Regions from separate parts of the Homo sapiens genome. Here region 2 is linked to region 1. A link is an interaction called in ENCODE POLR2A ChIA-PET data of the cell type or tissue named here. Cell type or tissue: IMR-90. All regions are shown on one strand.

Region 1 (5,000 bases):
GCTTTGTCGCCCAGGCTGGAGTGCAGTGGTACGATCTCGGCTCACTGCAACCTCCGCCCCCTGGGTTCAAGCGATTCTCCTGCCTCAGCCTCCTGAGTAGCTGAGATTACAGGTGCACACCACCATGCCTGCTAATTTTTTTATTTTTAGTAGAGACAGGGCTTCACCATGTTGATCAGGCTGGTCTCGAACCCCGGACCTCATGATCCGCCCTCCTCGGCCTCCCAAAGTGTTGGGATTACAAGCATGAGCCACCAAACCCGGCCAAAGACATTTATTTCTATTTCATCTCTAACCACAGCAATAGAAATCTCCACTTCAGTACCAATGTCTCAGAATTTAAATGTTAATGCTTATTTATTCTCGTTTAAAAAAGAAAACTTGGCTGGGTGCGGTTGCTCACGCCTGTAATCTCAGCACTTTGGGAGGCTGAAGCAGGTGCATCACCTGAGGTCAGGAGTTTGAGACCGGCTTGGCCAACATGGTGAAACCCTGTCTCTACCTAAAATACAAAAAATTAGTAGGGCATGGTGAATCCCAGCTACTGGGGAGGCTGAGGCAGGAGAATCGCTTGAACCCGGGTGGCGGAGGCTGCAGTGAGTTGAGATCACGCCATTGCACTCCAGCCTGGGGGACAAGAGTGAGACTTCATCTCAAAAAAAAAAAAAAAAAAGAAAAGAAAAGAAAAGAAAACTTATGGCTAGGCATGGTGGCTCACGCCTGTAATCCCAGCACTTTGGCAGGCCGAGGCAGGCAGATCACCTGAGGTCGGGAGTTTGAGACCGGCCTGGCCAACATGGAAAAACCCCATCTCTTCTAAAAATACAAAATTAGCCTGGCATGGTGGCACATGCCTGTAATCCCAGCTACTCGGGAGGCTGAGGCAGGAGAATCACTTGAACCCAGGAGGCGGGGGGTGCAGTGAGCCGAGATTGCACCATTGCACTCCAGGCTGGGCAACAAGAGCGAAACTCCGTCTCAAAAAGAAAAAGAAAAAAGAAAACTTGTAAGTTTTGCGGTTTGGGGAAATGATAATAAAGAACTATCATTCACTCAACACTCATTTTGTTTTAGGCATTATACTAGTCACTCTACCTAGGTGATCTAATTTTTTTCTAAATAAGCTTTAGGTAGATGTTTCTCTTTTTTTTTTTTTTTTTTTTTTGAGACAGGGCATTGCTCTGTCATCCAGGCTGAAGTACAGTGGCACAATCATAGCTCAATCCTCCTGCCTCTGCCTCCAGAGTAGCTGGGACACCACCACGCCTGGCTACATTTTTTTAATTTTTAGTAGAGACAAGGTCTTACTGTGTTGCCTGGGCTGGTCTTGAATGCCTGGGCTCAAGCTATCCTCCTGCCTCAGCCTCCCAAAGTGTGGGGATTATAGGCATGGGGGATGGTGCCTGGCCTTCTCCTACTTTTTATAAGAAATGAAGGGTTCAAAGGAGTAAAGTGGGGTTTAAAAATCTGCCTACTGAGCAGCTGGGAATGGTAAAAACGGAACTTAAACCTCAAAGGAATTCCAAAGCCTGCACTCTTAATCCTGGAAAACACCTGGGCAGGCAAGGAAAAAGGATCAACACAGACAAATATCTATAAAGGATTATGCAACTTAGACCAAAGCACCACACAACTTGCCTATTTTCTTTTAATTTTTACCCCAGTTCTGTATTTTTCCCCTTCCTTCCATCTTTTGTCAATATCCTTTTCTAACTGCATGACAACTTCCTTTCCTTTCACAGCTTCTTATTCTATGGATAAAACTAGAAGTAAAAAGTTTAGAAATAGCAAAATCCACTCAAAGCATGTATGTGTGCTTTTATGCAGATTGAATCCTGTTTGATCGGTATCATTTCACAGTCTGTTTCCTCAACTCTCCACATCTCTTATTTACAGGGTTCAATGACGGCAAGAAGTTAAGACTGTAAGCGGTTAAAAAAGAAACAAGTATCTTTAGAATAACTGAAATTACATAAATGTTTATCTTCTCAAAATTCTCATTATAAGTCAGAGAAATAATATAAAAGCTCAAGCTATATACTGAATTCAAGTTGCATGCAACAGTATACTTGGATTTGTTCCAAAAGAGATTAAAACACACAGCCCAGCTTGTGAACAGGCCACGCACGCTGCCTTCAGCTCCTCACCTCACACGCACTTCTCCCTTCTCATGCCATAACAATCTGGCTTTCTGCCTTCATCAGTCCAATGAAACTGCTCTGGCAAATGTGAAAAACGACATCTTGACTGCCAAATCCAAAGACCACCATGCTCTTCCCACTGTCATTCTCTCAAACATTGAACACTGTATTAGAGACCATTTTGAGTTTGCCGTTCCCTTGGCTTCTCTGTATTCTCCAACATAACTGCTTTCCCCCACATTTCCTTAGCAATTTATTTTCTATTAAATCTGATGCTTCTCAGTTTTTTTGGCCCGCTTCTCTTCTAATTCTCCATCCAAAACCACAGCTCCAGCAGGGACTTCTGTGTTGTCTCCACATAAGCTCCTCTTCTCTCCTAACAGACTCATAGAGCTTCACCTGGAATCCTAAGGCAATTCAAACACAATGATTTTTTTCACCATTCTTTACCTGTTCTTCCTATATTTCTTTTTTTTTTTATTTTTGACATGAAGTCTCACTCTGTCGCCAGGCTGGAGTGCAGTGGCGTGATCCTGGCTCACTGCAACATCTGACTCCCTGGTTCAAGCAATTCTCCTGCCTCAGCCTCCCAAGTAGCTGGGATTACAGGCACCCCCCACCAGGCCCAGCTAATTTTTGTATTTTTAGTAGAGATGGGGTTTCACCATGTTTGCCAGGATGATCTCGATCTCCTGACCTCACGATCTGCCTGCCTCGGCCTCCCAAAGTGCTGGGATTATCTTCCCATATTTCTAATCTTCATTCCATCTACCAGTTGCCTAGACTACAAACTCTTATGTCATTCTTGACTCCTTTGCATTCACTCATCACAACTGTAAGTCACCAAGTCCTACAGATTCCTACCTTTTTAGGATCTCTGGAATAGGCCTGTCTTCTCTTTCTGCTGCCACCATTCTACTTCTCGACCTGGAAGGTAAGCCATACCCTCCTTGTTTCTACTCCACATGGTCACCAGTGGGGTTCCTCTAACACAAATGTAACCATTAAACACTATTTCTCAAAGTGTGGTTCTCAGACTACCTGCACCAAGATTACCCTGAGCTGCTGGTTTAAATGCTGACTCCTGACTAGAATATAAAAGTCTCTGGAAATGGGAATGAACATCTGCATTTTAACAAGGTCCCCCAGGTGATTTTTATGCCCATTAAAGTTAGAGAATTAGCCAAAAGGATGAAGTCCATATTCTTCAGCAGACACTCAAGGCCCTTCTAATTAGACCCTAATATGTGGCCTGTTCTCTGCCCACTCCCCACTCTGCCAGACTACCTCTGTTTCCCGCACATGTCAAATTCAGGTCTCGGTTTTTCACTCACACTGCTCTCTCCATTCTGTATCCTATCCCATGACTAATACTTCAAGTCATGCTCAAACAGCTGTAGTGGAGATGTATTATCTTGTCCAGGTCCTATTAGACTGCAGACTCCTAGAGGGGCCAGCACGATACAGGACACATGGGATAAATGTACTGTTAAATTCAAACAGCTTAGTGCCTCAAGGGAACCCAACTGAGTTATGACATGAAAACAGAAGAGTGACAACTGAGGGATAACATGAGTACCAAAACCAGAATTTTGTTTGCAACAATTTTAAAGTCAGCAGACAAACTCAGAGTGACTAAATCCGGGAAAGACATGTGGTATGAACTGAATGACTGCTTTGTCTTTCAAGGTCATAAAAAGAATTATTTTTCTCTAGCCCATTTCTTTTTGTTTCTATTATTTATTATTTTTAGAGACAGGGTCTCCCTGTGTCATTTATGCTGGAATGCAGTGGCATAATCACAGCTCACTGGAGCCTCAAACTCTTGGGCTCAAGTGATTCTCCCATCTCAGCCTCCAGAGTAGCTGGGACCACAGGCATGCGCTACCACACCTTGCTAATTTTTAAAAATTTTTTGTACAGACAGGGTCTCCCTATATTTATCAGACTGGTCTCAAACTCTTGGCCTCAAGCCACACTCCCACCTTGGCCTCATAAAGTGCTGTGACCACAGGCATGAGCCATGGCACCTGGCTAGCCCATCTCTGAAAGAATATGATGGATTACTGTATTTTGGAAAACTATCCTAAGTTGAAATTAAAACACATTCATTGGCCGGGAGCAGTGGCTCACGCCTGTAATCCCAGCACTTTGGGAGGCCGAGGCGGGCAGATCACGAGGTCAGGAAATCGAGACCATCCTGGCTAACACGGTGAAACCCTGTCTGTACTAAAAATACAAAAAATTAGCCGGGCGCAGTGGCGGGCGTCTGTAGTCCCAGCTACTCAAGGAGGCTGAGGCAGGAGACTGGCGTGAACCCGGGAGGCAGAGTCTGCAGTGAGCTGATATCGCGCCACTGCCACTGCACTCCAGCCTGGGCGATAGAGCGAGACTCCGTCTCAAAAAACAAAACAAAACAAAACAAACAAACAAACAAACAAACAAAAATTCATTCCATACAACTGCACTTCCTTTTTTTTCCTTTTTTGAGCGGAGTCTCACTCTGTCGCCCAGGCTGGAGTGCAATGACGGGATCTCAGCTCATTGCAACCTCCGCCTCCCGGGTTCAAGCAATTCTCCTGCCTCAGCCTCTCGAGTAGCTGGGACTATAGGCGCCCGCCACCACACCCAGCTAATTTTTTTGTATTTTTAGTAGAGACAGGGCACCACATTGGCCGGGCTGGTCTCAAACTCCTGACCTCAAGTGATCCATCCGCCTCATCCTCCCAAAGTGCTGGGATTACAGGCGTGAGCCACCATGCCCATCCTGCTCTTTTTTTTTTTTTTTTTTTTTTGAGACGGAGTCTGGCTCTGTCACCCAGGCTGGAGTGCAGTGGTGCGATCTCAGCTCACTGCAAG
Region 2 (5,000 bases), 62 kb after region 1:
CCTGAATAGTACTCCGTTGTCTATATGTACCACATTTTCTTTATCCATTCATCTGTTCATGGACACTTAGGTTGCTTCCAAACCTTGGCTGTTGTAAACAGTGTGCAGCAAACATAGGAGTGCAGATAGCTCTTTGATATACTGATTCCTTTTTTTGGGTATATACCTAGCAGTGGGATTGCTGGATCATATGGTAGCTCAATTTTTAGTTAGTTTCCCCCCCAACCCCACCAGGGTGGAGTGCAATGGCACAGTCTTGGCTCACTGCAACCTACGCCTCCTGGGTTCAAGCGATTCTCCTGCCTAAGCCTCCTGAGTAGTTGGGATTACAGGTGCCCACCACTACGCCTGGCTAATTTTTGTATTTTTAGTACAGATGGGTTTCGCCATGTTGGTCAGGCTAGTCTCGAACTCCTGACCTCATGTGATCTGCCCGCCTTGGCCTCCCAAAGTGCTGGAATTACAGGCGTGAGCCACCGCACTTGGCCTACTTGAGTTTTTTTAAATTGAGTTGTAAGAAGTCTTTGTTGTTATTGTTGTTTTTGAGACAGAGTCTATCTCTGTTGCCCAGGCTGGAATATAGTGGTGTGGTCTCAGCTCACTGCAACCTCAGCCTCCCAGGTTCAAGCGATTCTCCTGCCCCCACCTCCTGAGTAGCCGGGATTATGGGTGTCTGCCACCATACCTGGCTAATTTTTGTATTTTTAGTAGAGACGGAGTTTTACCATGTTGGCGAGGCTGGTCTGGAACTCCTGACCTCTAGTGATCTGCCCGCCTTGGCCTCCCAAAGTGTTGGGATTACAGGCGTGAGCCACCGCGGGCAGTTGTAAGAATTCTTTATATGTTTTGGTCACCAGATTCTTATCAGATACATGATTGCTAGATATTTTCATTCATGCTATAGTTTGTCTTTTTACTTACTTTCTTGGCAGTATCCTTTGACATACAAACATTTTTAATTTTGGTGAATTCCAGTTTGTCTTTTTTTTTTTTTTTTTTTTTGAGAGCATGAGGAAGGGCTTGTAGTTGCCTATTCTTTTTTTTTTTTGAGACAGTCTCGCTCTGTCGCCCAGGCTGGAGTGCAGTGGCACTATCTTGGCTCATTGTAACCTCCGTCTCCCAGCTTCAAGCAATTCTTCCACCTCACCCTCCCAAGTAGCTGGGATTACAGGCGCACACCACGATGCCAGGCTAATTTTTTGTGTTTTTAGTAGAGATGGGGGTCTCACCATGTTGGCCAGACTGGTCTTGAACTCCTGACCTCAGATGATTTGCCCACCTCAGCCTCCCAAAGTGCTGGGATTACAGGCGTGAGCCACCGTGCCCTACCTGTCTTAACGTTTTTTTATTATGCTTTGAGTGTCTTATCTAAGAAACCATTGGCTAATACAAGGTCATGTACATTTTCACCTGTGTTTCCTTCTGAGAATTTTATAGTTTTAGCTTTTAAATTTAGGTCTTTGATCTGTGTTTTTTTTTTTTTCTCCTGAGATGGAGTCTCGCTCTGTCGCCCAGGCTGGAGTGCAGTGGTGCTGTCTCAGCTCACTGCAACCTCCACCTTCCTGGGTTCAAGCAATTCTCCTGCCTCAGCCTCCCAAGTAGCTGGGATTACAGGCATGCACCACAGGCGTGCACCACGATGCCTGGCTAATTTTTGTATTTTTAGTAGAGATGGGGTTTCACCATGTTGGCCAGGCTGGTCTCGAACTCCTGACCTCGTGATCCACCTGCCTTGGCCTCCCAAAGTGCTGGGATTACAGACGTGAGCCACTGCGCTTGGCCTGATCTGTTTTGAGTTAATTTTTACATATGGTTTGAAGTAGGGATTCAGATAAGTTCTTCTGCATAGTACTGTGGTTTCAGTGTCCCCTCAAATTCATATTGTAACTTAGCTCCCAATGTGGCAGTATTAGGAGATGAGGGCTTTTAGAGGTAATTGCATCTTGAGCACGTTGTCCTTGTCTTAGTTCATTTATATTGCTATAAAGGTACACCCGAGGCTGGGTAATTTATAAAGAAAAGAAGTTTATTTGGCTCCTGTTTCTTTCTTTTTTTTTTTTTTTTTTTTGAGACGGAGTCTCGCTCTGTCGCCCAGGCTGGAGTGCAGTGGTGCGATCTCAGCTCACTGCAAGCTCCGCCTCCCAGGTTCACGCCTTTCTCCTGCCTCAGCCTCCTGAGTAGCTGGGACTACAGGTGCTTGCCACCACACCCGGCTAGTTTTTTGTATTTTTAGTAGAGACGGGGTTTCACCATGTTAGCCAGGATGGTCTCAATCTCCTGACCTCGTGATCTGCCCGCCTCGGCCTCCCACAGTGCTGGGATTACAGGCGTGAGCCACCGCACCTGGCCTGGCTCTTGGTTCTTCAGGCTGTTTAAGAAGCATGGCACTGGCGTCTGCATCTGGTGAGGGCCTCAAACTGCTTCCACTCATGGTGAAAAGGGGAAGCTCATGTGTGCAGAGATCACATGACAAGAACAGAGGCCAGTGAGAATAGGAAGGGAGGTGCCATGCTCTTTTTAACAACTAGTTCTGGCAGAAAGGAACTGAGCAAGAACTCACTGAGAACCTTGAAGATGGTACCAGGTCATCCATGAGGGATGCACTCCCGTGACCCAAACACCTCCCATTAATCCCCACTTCCAGCATTTGGGATCAACTCTCAACATGAGATTTGGAGGGTTTAAACAAAGCAAAATATAGTAGCCGTTACAAATGGATTAATCCATTCGTGGGTTAATGGATTAATGAGTTATGTGAGTGGAACCAGTGGCTTTATTAGAAGAGGAAGAGAGACCTGGAGCTCACACATTAGCATGCTCAGCCCCCTCGCCATGTAATACTCTGTGCTGCCTCGGGACTCTGTTTGAGGTCAAAGGCAGCCCCTCAACCTTGGACTTCTCAGCCTCCAGAACTGTGAGAAATAAATTCCTTTTCTTTATAAACTATCCAGTTTCAGGTATTCTTTCATAAACAAAAGAAAATGGACTAATACACATGGGGATCTCTTGTTGTTGTCTCAGCACCATTTGTTGAAAAGTTATTCTTTCTCCCATTGGTTGACCTTGGTACCTTTCTCAAAAATCAATTGACCATATATGTATGGATTTATTTTTCCCTTCTCAATTCAATTCCATTGGTCTGTATACCTGTTGTTATACCATACTATTTTTATTGCTGTAGCTTTGTAGTAAATTTTGAAATTATGAAGTGTGAGCCCTTCAACTTTGTTCTTCCTTTTCCAAGATTGCTTTGACTATTCTGTGTCTCTTGCATTTCCATATTAATTTTAGGATTGGCTTGTCTATTTCTGGAAAAAACAGAGTTGGAATTTTGATGGGGATTACATTAATGTGTAGATCAATTTGGGGAGTCCTGCTATCTCAAATCAGCTTTTTTTTTTTTTTTTTTAAGACAGAGTTTCGCTCTTGTTGCCCAGGTTGGAGTGCAATGGCGTGATCTTGGCTCACCGCAACCTCTGCCTCCCAGGTTCAAGTGATTCTCCTGCCTCAGCCTCCCAAGTAGCTGGGATTACAGGCATGCGCCATCATGCCTGGCTTATTTTGTGTTCTTAGTAGAGATGGGGTTTCTCCATGTTGGTCAGGCTGGTCTCAAGCCCCCGACCTCGGCTGCTTCGGCCTCCCAAAGTGCTGGGATTACAGGCATGAGCCACTGCGCCCGGCTTACATCAGCTTTTCAAGGCAGATTTGTATAACCCAATTTGAAATTGAGCCATAATATATTATTTCCAGAGATGTGTACTGTTTCATTCTTATCTTAGCTTTTCTATCAGGAACAGAAGATGGTTGATCTCGACCACTGTGAAGCCAGACCTTGGGTGGTGCATGGTGGAATTCTGCATTCTTTTCCCTCAGATCTGTCCTCCATCAGTCTGTCTCCCAATCTGCAAGATGCTTAGGGGGTATGATAACGCTAGAACCTGAAAACTGCAATCATGATTGGCTGTCTGGAATTTGGTTGTTTAAAACAAAACAAAAGACTGGGCATAGTGGCTCACACCTGTAATGCCAGCACTTTGGGAGGCCGAGGTGGGCAGATCATGAGGTCAAGAGATCGAGACCATCCTGGCTAACATGGTGAAACCCTGTCTCTATTAAAAATACAAAAAATTGGCCGGGCACGGTGGTTCACACCTGTAATGCCAACACTTTGGGAGGCCGAGGTGGGTAGATCATGAGGTCAAGAGATCGAGACCATCCTGGCTAAGACGGTGAAACCCCTTCTCTACTAAAAATACAAAAAATTAGGTGGGTGTGATGGTGGGTGCCTGTAGTCCCAGCTACTGGGAAGGCCGAGGCAGGAGAATGGCGTGTACCCGGGAGACAGAGCTTGCAGTGAGCCAAGATCACGCCACTGCACTCCAGCCTGGGTGACAGAGCGAGACTCCATCTCAAAAAAAAAAAAAAAAAAAAAAAATTAGCCAGGAGTTGTGGCGGGCGCCTGTAGTCCCAGCTACTCAGGAGGCTGAGGCAGGGGAATCGCTTGAACCTGGGCAGCAGAGGTTGAAGTGAGTTGAGATCGCGCCATGCACTCCATTCTGGGCAACAGAGTGAGGCTACATCTCAAAAAAAAAAAAAAATCTTGCTCCTTTATTTATTTATTTTTTTTGTAGAGACATTTGTTTCGCCATGTTCCTCAGGCTGGTCTCAAACTTCTGAGCTCAGGCGATCTTTATGCCTTAGCCTCCCAAAGTGCCACTCTGCCCCAAACATCTGTTTTCTTTTTCAGACAGAGTCTCACACTCTTTCCCAGGCTGGAGTGGAGTGCAGTGGTGCAATCTCTGCTCACTGCAACCTCTGCCTTCTGGGTTCAAGCAATTCTCATGCCTCAGCCTCCTGAGTAGCTGGGATTAAAGGAGCGCGCCATCACGCCCAGCCAATTTTTGTATTTTTAGTAGAGATGTCATTTCACCATGTTGGCCAGGCTGGTGTCAAACTCCTGACCTCAGGTGATCCGCTCGCCTTGGCCTCCCAGAATGCTG

Evidence for each region. Peaks named below come from ENCODE experiments on the same cell type or tissue, not always from the same donor. Only the 100,000 strongest peaks of a DNase experiment are listed, where the experiment ranks them.
Region 2: POLR2A ChIA-PET joins it to region 1 with 6 read pairs; 6 of 35 experiments call an interaction of 5 or more read pairs at or near these places.

The regions. Positions count from the first base shown.
Region 1 is chr22:17,604,551-17,609,550 of GRCh38, forward strand. All of the region lies in intron 4 of ATP6V1E1 (ATPase H+ transporting V1 subunit E1), which reads right to left. Among named protein-coding and RNA genes, the nearest start is that of ATP6V1E1, 22 kb to the right of the region's middle. In IMR-90, no CTCF peak of the experiment used is centred here; a DNase peak (open chromatin) is centred at 2,131.
Region 2 is chr22:17,666,983-17,671,982 of GRCh38, forward strand. All of the region lies in intron 2 of BCL2L13 (BCL2 like 13), which reads left to right. Among named protein-coding and RNA genes, the nearest start is that of BCL2L13, 31 kb to the left of the region's middle. In IMR-90, no CTCF peak of the experiment used is centred here; no DNase peak of the experiment used is centred here.